Linked DNA regions of Homo sapiens: region 2 is linked to region 1. A link is an interaction called in ENCODE POLR2A ChIA-PET data of the cell type or tissue named here. Cell type or tissue: GM12878. All regions are shown on one strand. Each heading gives the region's core, and the rest is flanking DNA. Links, peaks and the distances in the headings are about the cores only.

Region 1 (3,780 bases), core at 640-3,139:
AAGTGTGAATGATCAAGATTCTCGGTATGCCCCGGACATAGACATTCAACATGTGCACTTAAAGGACGAGTCCTGGTAAAATGACTCCTTTTACCAGGCAGTTTTACTCCTCAAACTCTCTTAGGAGTTACGATACTGTGCCAGGCTCTCACTTGGCCATTCCTAAACTGCGATGGGTCCTGCTTCTGCCATTATGACTTCAAATCTCCATTTCTCCTTCATCTTCTCTCGGTTTAAAAACAATTTCTGGCCAGGTGCAGTGGCTCATGCCTGCAATCCCAGCACTTTTGGGAGGCCAAGGCGGGTGGATCACGAGGTCAGAAGATCAAGACCATCCTGGACAACATGGTGAAACCCCATCTCTAGTAAAATAAAAAAAATTAGCTGGGTGTGGTGGTGCACGCCTGTAGTTCCAGCTACTAGGGAGTCTGAGGCAGGGGAATTGCTTGAACCCAGGAGGTGGAGGTTGCAGTGAGCCGAGATCGCGCCACTGCACTCCAGCCTGGTGACAGAGCAAGACTCCATCTCAAAAAAAAAAATTATTAAAAATTTGTTTTTAACTTAATTTAATTTTAAGACAAGGTCTTGCTCTGTTGCCCAGGCTGGAGTGCAGTGGCACAATCACAGTTCACTGCAGCCTTGACTTCCCAAGCTCAAGCGATCCTCTCGCCTCAGCCTCCTGAGTAGCTGGGACTACAGGTGGGTGTCACCTTGGCTGGCTAATTTTTAAAATGTTTTGTAGACAAGGCCTCCCATGTTGCCCAGACTGGTCTTTAACTCCTGGGCTCAAGCAATCCTCCCACCTTGGCCTCCTAAAGTGCTGGGATTATAAGGGTGAGCCACCATGCCCAGACTAAATTTTTTGTATTGCTATATAATAATTATACCTACCTATGGGGTACATGTGATATTTTGATACTTGCACACAATGTGTAATGATCAAATCAGGGTATTTTTCTATGGTGGCTTCTCAGCATATTCATCACCTGGAACATTCATCATTTCTTTGTATTGGGAACATTTCAAATCTTCTTTTTTTTTAGACGGAGTCTCGCTCTGTTTCCCAGGCTGGAGTGCAGTGGCGCGATGTTGGCTCACTGCAAGCTCCCCCTCCCGGGTTCACGCCATTCTCCTGCCTCAGCCTCCCGAGTAGCTGGGACTACAGGCGCCCGCCACCATGCCTGGCTAATTTTTTGTATTTTTAGTAGAGACAGGGTTTCACCGTGTTAGCCAGGACGGTCTCCATCTCCTGACCTCGTGATCCGCCTGCCTCAGCCTCCCAAAGTGCTGGGATTACAGGCGTGAGCCACCGCGCCTGGCCTCAAATCTTCTTTTCTAGCTATTTTGAAATATACAATAAATTGTGGTTAATGATAGTCACCCTACTGTGCTATCGAACGCTGGGACTTATTCCTTCTATCTAACTATATGTTTGTACCCATTAATCAACTTCTTTTCATCCCCCTACACTCTTCCCAGCCTCCGATAACTATCATTTTATGCTCCACCTCCATGAAATCAACTTTTTAAGTTCCCATATATGAATGAGAACAGGCGATATTTGTCTTTCTTTGCTTGGCTTATTTCAGTTAACATAGTGATCTCCAGTTCCATCCATGTTGCTGCAAATGACAGGCTTTCATTTTTGTTATGGCTGAGTAGCATTCCTTTCCTTCCCTTTTCCCTTCGCCTTCCCTTTTCCCTTCTCCTTCCCTTCTCCTTCCCTTTTCCCTTCCCTTTCCCTTTTTCCTTTTCCCTTCTGTTTCTCTTTCCCTTTATTTTCTCCTTACCTTCTCCTTTCTCCCCTGCCCTCCCCTCCCCCCTCCCCCCCCTTCCTCTGTCTTTTCCTCTTCTTTCTTCTCCTTTTATTTCCCTTTTTGAGACAGGATCTGGCTCTGTTGCCCAGGCTGGAGTTCAGTGGCATGATCTTGGCTCACTGCAACCTCTGCCTCTAGGGCTCAAGTGATCCTCTCACCTTAGCCTCCCAAGTAGCTGGGACTCCAGGCACATGCCACCACTCCCAGCTAATTTTTTTTTTTTTTTTTTTTGAGACGAAGTCTCACTCTGTTGCGAGGCTGAAGTGCAGTGGTGCGATCTCAGCTCACTGCAACCTCTGCCTCCCAGGTTCAAGCAATTCTCCTGCCTCAGCCTCCCAAGTAGCTGGGACTACCGGCATGTACCACCACGCCCAGCTAATTTTTAGGATGGTCTCCAGCTCTTGACCTCATGATCAGCCGCCTCGGCCTCCCAAATCAGCTCACGCTGATTTCAGGCATGAGCCTCCGTGCCCGGCCTGAATAGCATTTCATTGTGTGTATGTACATTTTCTTTTCCTCTGAGTTTTAAAGGAGTCAAGCAAGCAATTAGTGGTAGATGACTTGAACCATACACCTTTAGTAACTATATTGTCTATTTAAATCCAAAGTTGTTATTATTAAAAGAGGCAATGTTTATTAAAAGGTTATGATTACTTGATATTCTTTGACATAAACTGAGATATACTCTTATTCAATTTTATAGGAGTTTGTCATAGTAAATCACAGCATTAGTATGTTTTCCCCACAAAGGCACAAGTGGACTGAGGCCGAGATGACTACTCATAATAATCCTTAGTATTATCACTGAACAAATGTTGCCAATAGAAATGAGAGAAAATGAGCATAGAGATGTTTATGTTCTATGATCCTTATTAACGGTTTTGATCATGTCTACGACTCGCCTCAGAGTCCTTAGATTTGGTCTTGACCCCAGAATTGAAGTCATGTTTATTTAGCTTTCCTTAGAATTTCTAAGACAATTCCTAGTGACGTAGAAAAAGATGCTAAAATAATCCAGGGGCAGTTACTCTTTGCCATCGGACAGATCCCCATTTCAACTCACAGTTCTACCATCTTGAGTTGTGACTTTGGGCAAATTACATTCACTCTGTAAAATGAAGATGACAATTCCAGGCCTGCTGTGAGGTTGTGAGGACGTAAGCCAGTGCATTCAGCGTCTGGCACAAATGGATGCTCGGTAAATGGTAGCCAAAAGTCAGGATATTTAAAGTAAAGGAGTAACAACAGTTAAAAAAAAAAAAATGAAAAAGAAAAGGGTGTTCAACTGATGTTATTACAACCAATATTCCTTCTCAGATATTGATCTATAACACAGAATGACTCTTTAAAAATGAAAGCAAGGCTGGATGTGGTGGCTCACACCTGTAATCCCAGGATTTTGGGAGGCCAAGGCAGGAAGATAGCTTGAGCCCAGGAGTTTGAGATCAGCCTGGGCAATATAGTGAGAACCTGTCTCTAAAAAAAAAAAAAAAAAAAACAAATTTGAGAAACAAAAAGGAAGCAATAGCTGCAGAGAGAGCCCCAAGCCAAACGATCTGTGAGGCAGGGTTTTATACCGACAACTACCCTGAGTCCTCCTGGAATTTCAGATACTTCCTTTAACTTCACCTTTGCCCAGTTGCACTCTTCCAATGTATTATCTTTCCATGGGGGCATTGGTTTATGCCAAGCACATTGCAAAACGTGGTAGACGACAAAGCATATAGAGTGCTTTGAAAATACTATTGATGAGGCCGGGCGTGGTGGCTCATGCCTGTAATCCCAGCACTTTGGGAGGCCGAGGCAAGCGGATCACGAGGTCAGGAGATCGAGACCATCCTGGCTAACACGGTGAAACCCCGTCTCTACTAAAAAACACAAAAAAATTAGCCGGGCATGGTGGTGGGAGCCTGTAATCCCAGCTACTCGGAAGGCTGAGGCAGGAGAATGGCGTGAACCTGGG
Region 2 (3,780 bases), core at 580-3,079, 1.2 Mb after region 1:
GCGTTTTTGTGAAGCATAAAAATGAAATACAATTCCTTGTGTGAACTTAGAGAAGGTAATTGAGCAGAAATGCTGACTCTCTTTAGCATTTGGTCCTCTGGTATATGCTGGGTCCCTCCCTGACATCAGATGGCTATGCCAGCCTTAAAGAGCAGTTATTAAAATCCAATTTTCTTGGAAGGCTTGATTTCTATGATTATTATTATCATCCCTTTGCATGCTTTGCACACTGTGGACTTCTTGGGATAACTTTTCTTGAAAAGAGATTTAAGTGTATTCATCTTGCCTCGGGAAATGGTGAAGCTAGGTCATAACTGCTACCACTTCTGTAGGAGGAAATATTCTTTTTTTAAAAAAAAATTTGGATTCAGAGGGTACATGTGCAAGTTTGTTACATGAGCTTATTGTGTAATGCTGAAGTTTGGGGTGTGACTGACCCTGTCACTCAAGTAAGGAGCATAGTACCTAATAGGTAGTTTTGCAATCCCTGCTCCCCTCCCCACCTCCCTTCCTTTGGAGTCCCCAGTGTATACTGTTTCCATCTTTATGCCCATGTGTACCCAATGTTTAGCTCCCTTATAAGTGAGAGCATGTGTTATTTGGTTTTCTGTTTCTGTGTTTAATTCACTTAGGATAGAGACCTCCAGTTGCATCCACATTGCTGCAAAGGACATGATTTCATTCTTTTGTATGGCTGAGTAGTATTCCATGCTGTATATGTACCGCAATTTCTTTATCCAGTCCACTGTTGATAGGCACCTAGGTTGATCCCATGACTTTGCCATTGTGACTAGTGCTGTGAGGAACATGCATGTGCATGTGTGTTTTGGTAGAATGATTTATTTTCCTTTGGGTATATACCCATTAATGAGATTGATTGCTGGGTCGAATGGTAATTCTATGTTTAGTTCTATGAGAAATCTGCAAACTTCTTTCCATAGGGCCTGAACTAATTTACAATCTGCAGGAGGAAATACTCTTGCCTCTCCTTTTATATAAGGGAGAAAAGAGAAAATATAAAAATCTCCTTACCTGTTGCCTGGAGAGTTTGACCTGCAGTTTGCAAAGATTTTTGCAATCATGGTAACAGACTTTGCATGAGCAAAGGTGAAGACCAAGATATAGCTGAATAATTGCCTTGCCAACCTTGCATCAACAAAAATATGTCCAGAGTCTCTCCCGTGGAGTGTTTTATCAGTCTGGGCAGCACTGAAATTCCCAGAACACAGAGGCAGAAGCTAGTGTAGGAGACCTTAGTCTGTGCTGTATGACTGTCTAGTGCCCATCATTGACTCCCCAGAAAGCATCCTGCCACCCCTGAATCCTCAAGTCCATCCATTCAGCGTCCTTGCAGTATACCCTGTCCTTTGGGTCTCCCACTTCCTGATCTCCAGTAGAAGATAAAATGCCCCAGACAGTATGCCATCTCTTCTAGACCCTTCTAGATACATACTTCCCACACTTTAATGTGCTTTCAGATCCTCTAGGTAATACTAAACTAAAATACTTACTAAACTATAATACTTACTAAAATCCAGATTCTAATGGACCAGGTCTGGGCTGGGGCCTGAAATTCTGCATTTCTAACAAGGTCTCAGGTGTGATGCTGGTGCCGTTGGTCCCTGGAGCTCACTTTGAGGAGCGAGTTTCTAGACAAGCTGACCCTTGTTGTTCACTTCCTCCCTTTGCAATTATTAAACAAATTATTCTAAATTTAGATAGTTTGGTTTCCTTTTTCAGAGCTTAGTGTCCCATGAGCACATGCAGTGGAATTGATGAAATCTGGTTAGTCTTGAATCTCAGTCTCTTCATCTGTAAAATGGGCAGTAGTTGTCACTGTGCACAGAATAAGGGAGAAGAAAAACTCAGAAAGTGCTTGTGAATATAAACTGTCAAGTGCTTTGTAGATATCAGTTAATTGGTAATATCTCCTAGAGGGGAACGTCTAATACCAGGACTTCGTTTGTGTCCCCCACAAGGGAGGAGAAGTTGGTAATATTATTGTGTGTATTTGGGCTTCATTGGGCTGTATTTTACTAATGGGTGAGATTAGTGTGACTCAAAGACAGATGCACAAACGCTATCTTCTTACTCTGTGTTTCTTGTCTTAGACCCAGGCAAGAACTGACTCCTGGGGGGCAACCCAGCCCTGTCCATTCATTCCATTTATGTTGTCTGTCCTCCTTGCAAGTAGCAGTGAGTAATTTTCTCTGCAGAACTGGCTTGTTCTGTTGAGCTTTCTCTCTGTACTTCTCATCTGAGTATGCTTTGCCCAGAATTTAAAATCTAGAGGGACTTAGAAGAGCCGTTGAAGCACAGATACCCATTTTCTCGGAGTCTTGTCTTAGGCTCAAGCTCTTCTGAATCGATTAATAAAGGAACACTTAGTTTCTGGGTCCCCAGCCATAATAACAATAGTAACAAAACGATAGCCATAATTTAAACCCCAGACTTGCTCATCTGTTTTGTGGCATTGAAGAGCACTCTAGGTATCCATAGCATAGACCTTTGATGGAGACTTTTTTTCTTTTTTTTTTTGAGATGGAGTCTCGCTTTTGTCGCCCAGCCCAGGCTGGAGTACGGTGGCACGATCTTGGCTCACTGCAACCTCCTCCTCCTGGGTTCAAGCAATTCTCTTGCCTCAGCCTCCTGAGTAGCTGGGATTACAGGTGCCCGCCTTCACGCCTGGCAAATTTTTGTATTTTTAGTAGAGACAGGGTTTCACCATGTTGGCCAGGCTGGTCTTGAACCCCCGAACTCAGGTGATCTGCCCACCTTGGCCTCTCAAAGTGCTGGGATTACAGGCGTGAGCCACCGCGCCTGGCTGGAGATATTTTTCATATTTGTAAAGAGACACTACTAATTCCAGCACTGATTGGAAAAATGTGACAACCATCACTTTATTTGGATGTGAACAATCTATCTAAATCTCTAGTGGCACCTCTTCCTCTAGGTGGACATTGCAGTTGATTCCCCAACTCCATCCCCTTTCTCAACCATTGCAGAAGAGCAATAAGTTGTGCAAAAGAGATCTGTTTCAGAGTAGATGCTGATCAGGTTAAATCAGTCATGTTAATCCTGTACCCCCGATGTGTGGCTGCATCAGGGACCCAGACCTGAGTGGTCAGATAATGATTAAGAAAGGGGCAGGTGACCTGATTCGGCTCAATTTGGCTGAAAGGAAGAACTCCTGGCAGCTTCTTTCTCTCCAAACACAGATAGGGAATCCTGTAGCTTCATTTCCTCGAAGAAGTCACCCTGAAATCTAGAAGATAATCAGGATGAAGTCAACATTCTGGAGGGCAGAGTGAGAAATGAAGAAACACCAGGCCTTGATGGTATCATGGGATTTCTCTGTTGACCAGCTCTGAAGTTACTTTGAGTTTTCTGTTACCTGCAGCTGAAAACACACTAAGGGACAGATTTCCTGCATCGGTAGATTTCCAGTCTTTCGATTCTATGAAAATCTATTTATTCTTTTATTTAACAAAGACTTTTAGATCATCTGTTGTGTACATGGTTCCATACTAAGTATTAAGGATACAACAAAGCAGACACAATTCTTGAGCAGATATTCTATAATAGGCAGAAGCATGTCAGCTATGATTGAATTGTTGTGATTAAGCAGATAGGCCTTAAATTGAGGGATGCTGGGTGTACAGCTGACCCTTGAACAACATGGGAGTTAGGGGCGCCCCCAGATGGAATTTCACTCACAGTTGGCATCCATGTATAACTTTTATTCCCCCAAAACTTAACTACTAATAACCTACTATTGAC

What was found. Peaks named below come from ENCODE experiments on the same cell type or tissue, not always from the same donor. Only the 100,000 strongest peaks of a DNase experiment are listed, where the experiment ranks them.
Region 2: POLR2A ChIA-PET joins it to region 1 with 5 read pairs; 1 of 35 experiments calls an interaction of 5 or more read pairs at or near these places.

What each region holds. Positions count from the first base shown.
Region 1 is chr6:17,301,559-17,305,338 of GRCh38, reverse strand. No RefSeq gene overlaps it. Among named protein-coding and RNA genes, the nearest start is that of RBM24, 22 kb to the right of the region's middle. In GM12878, for the core only: no CTCF peak of the experiment used is centred there; a DNase peak (open chromatin) is centred at 1,798.
Region 2 is chr6:16,076,223-16,080,002 of GRCh38, reverse strand. No RefSeq gene overlaps it. Among named protein-coding and RNA genes, the nearest start is that of MYLIP, 51 kb to the left of the region's middle. In GM12878, for the core only: no CTCF peak of the experiment used is centred there; a DNase peak (open chromatin) is centred at 1,732.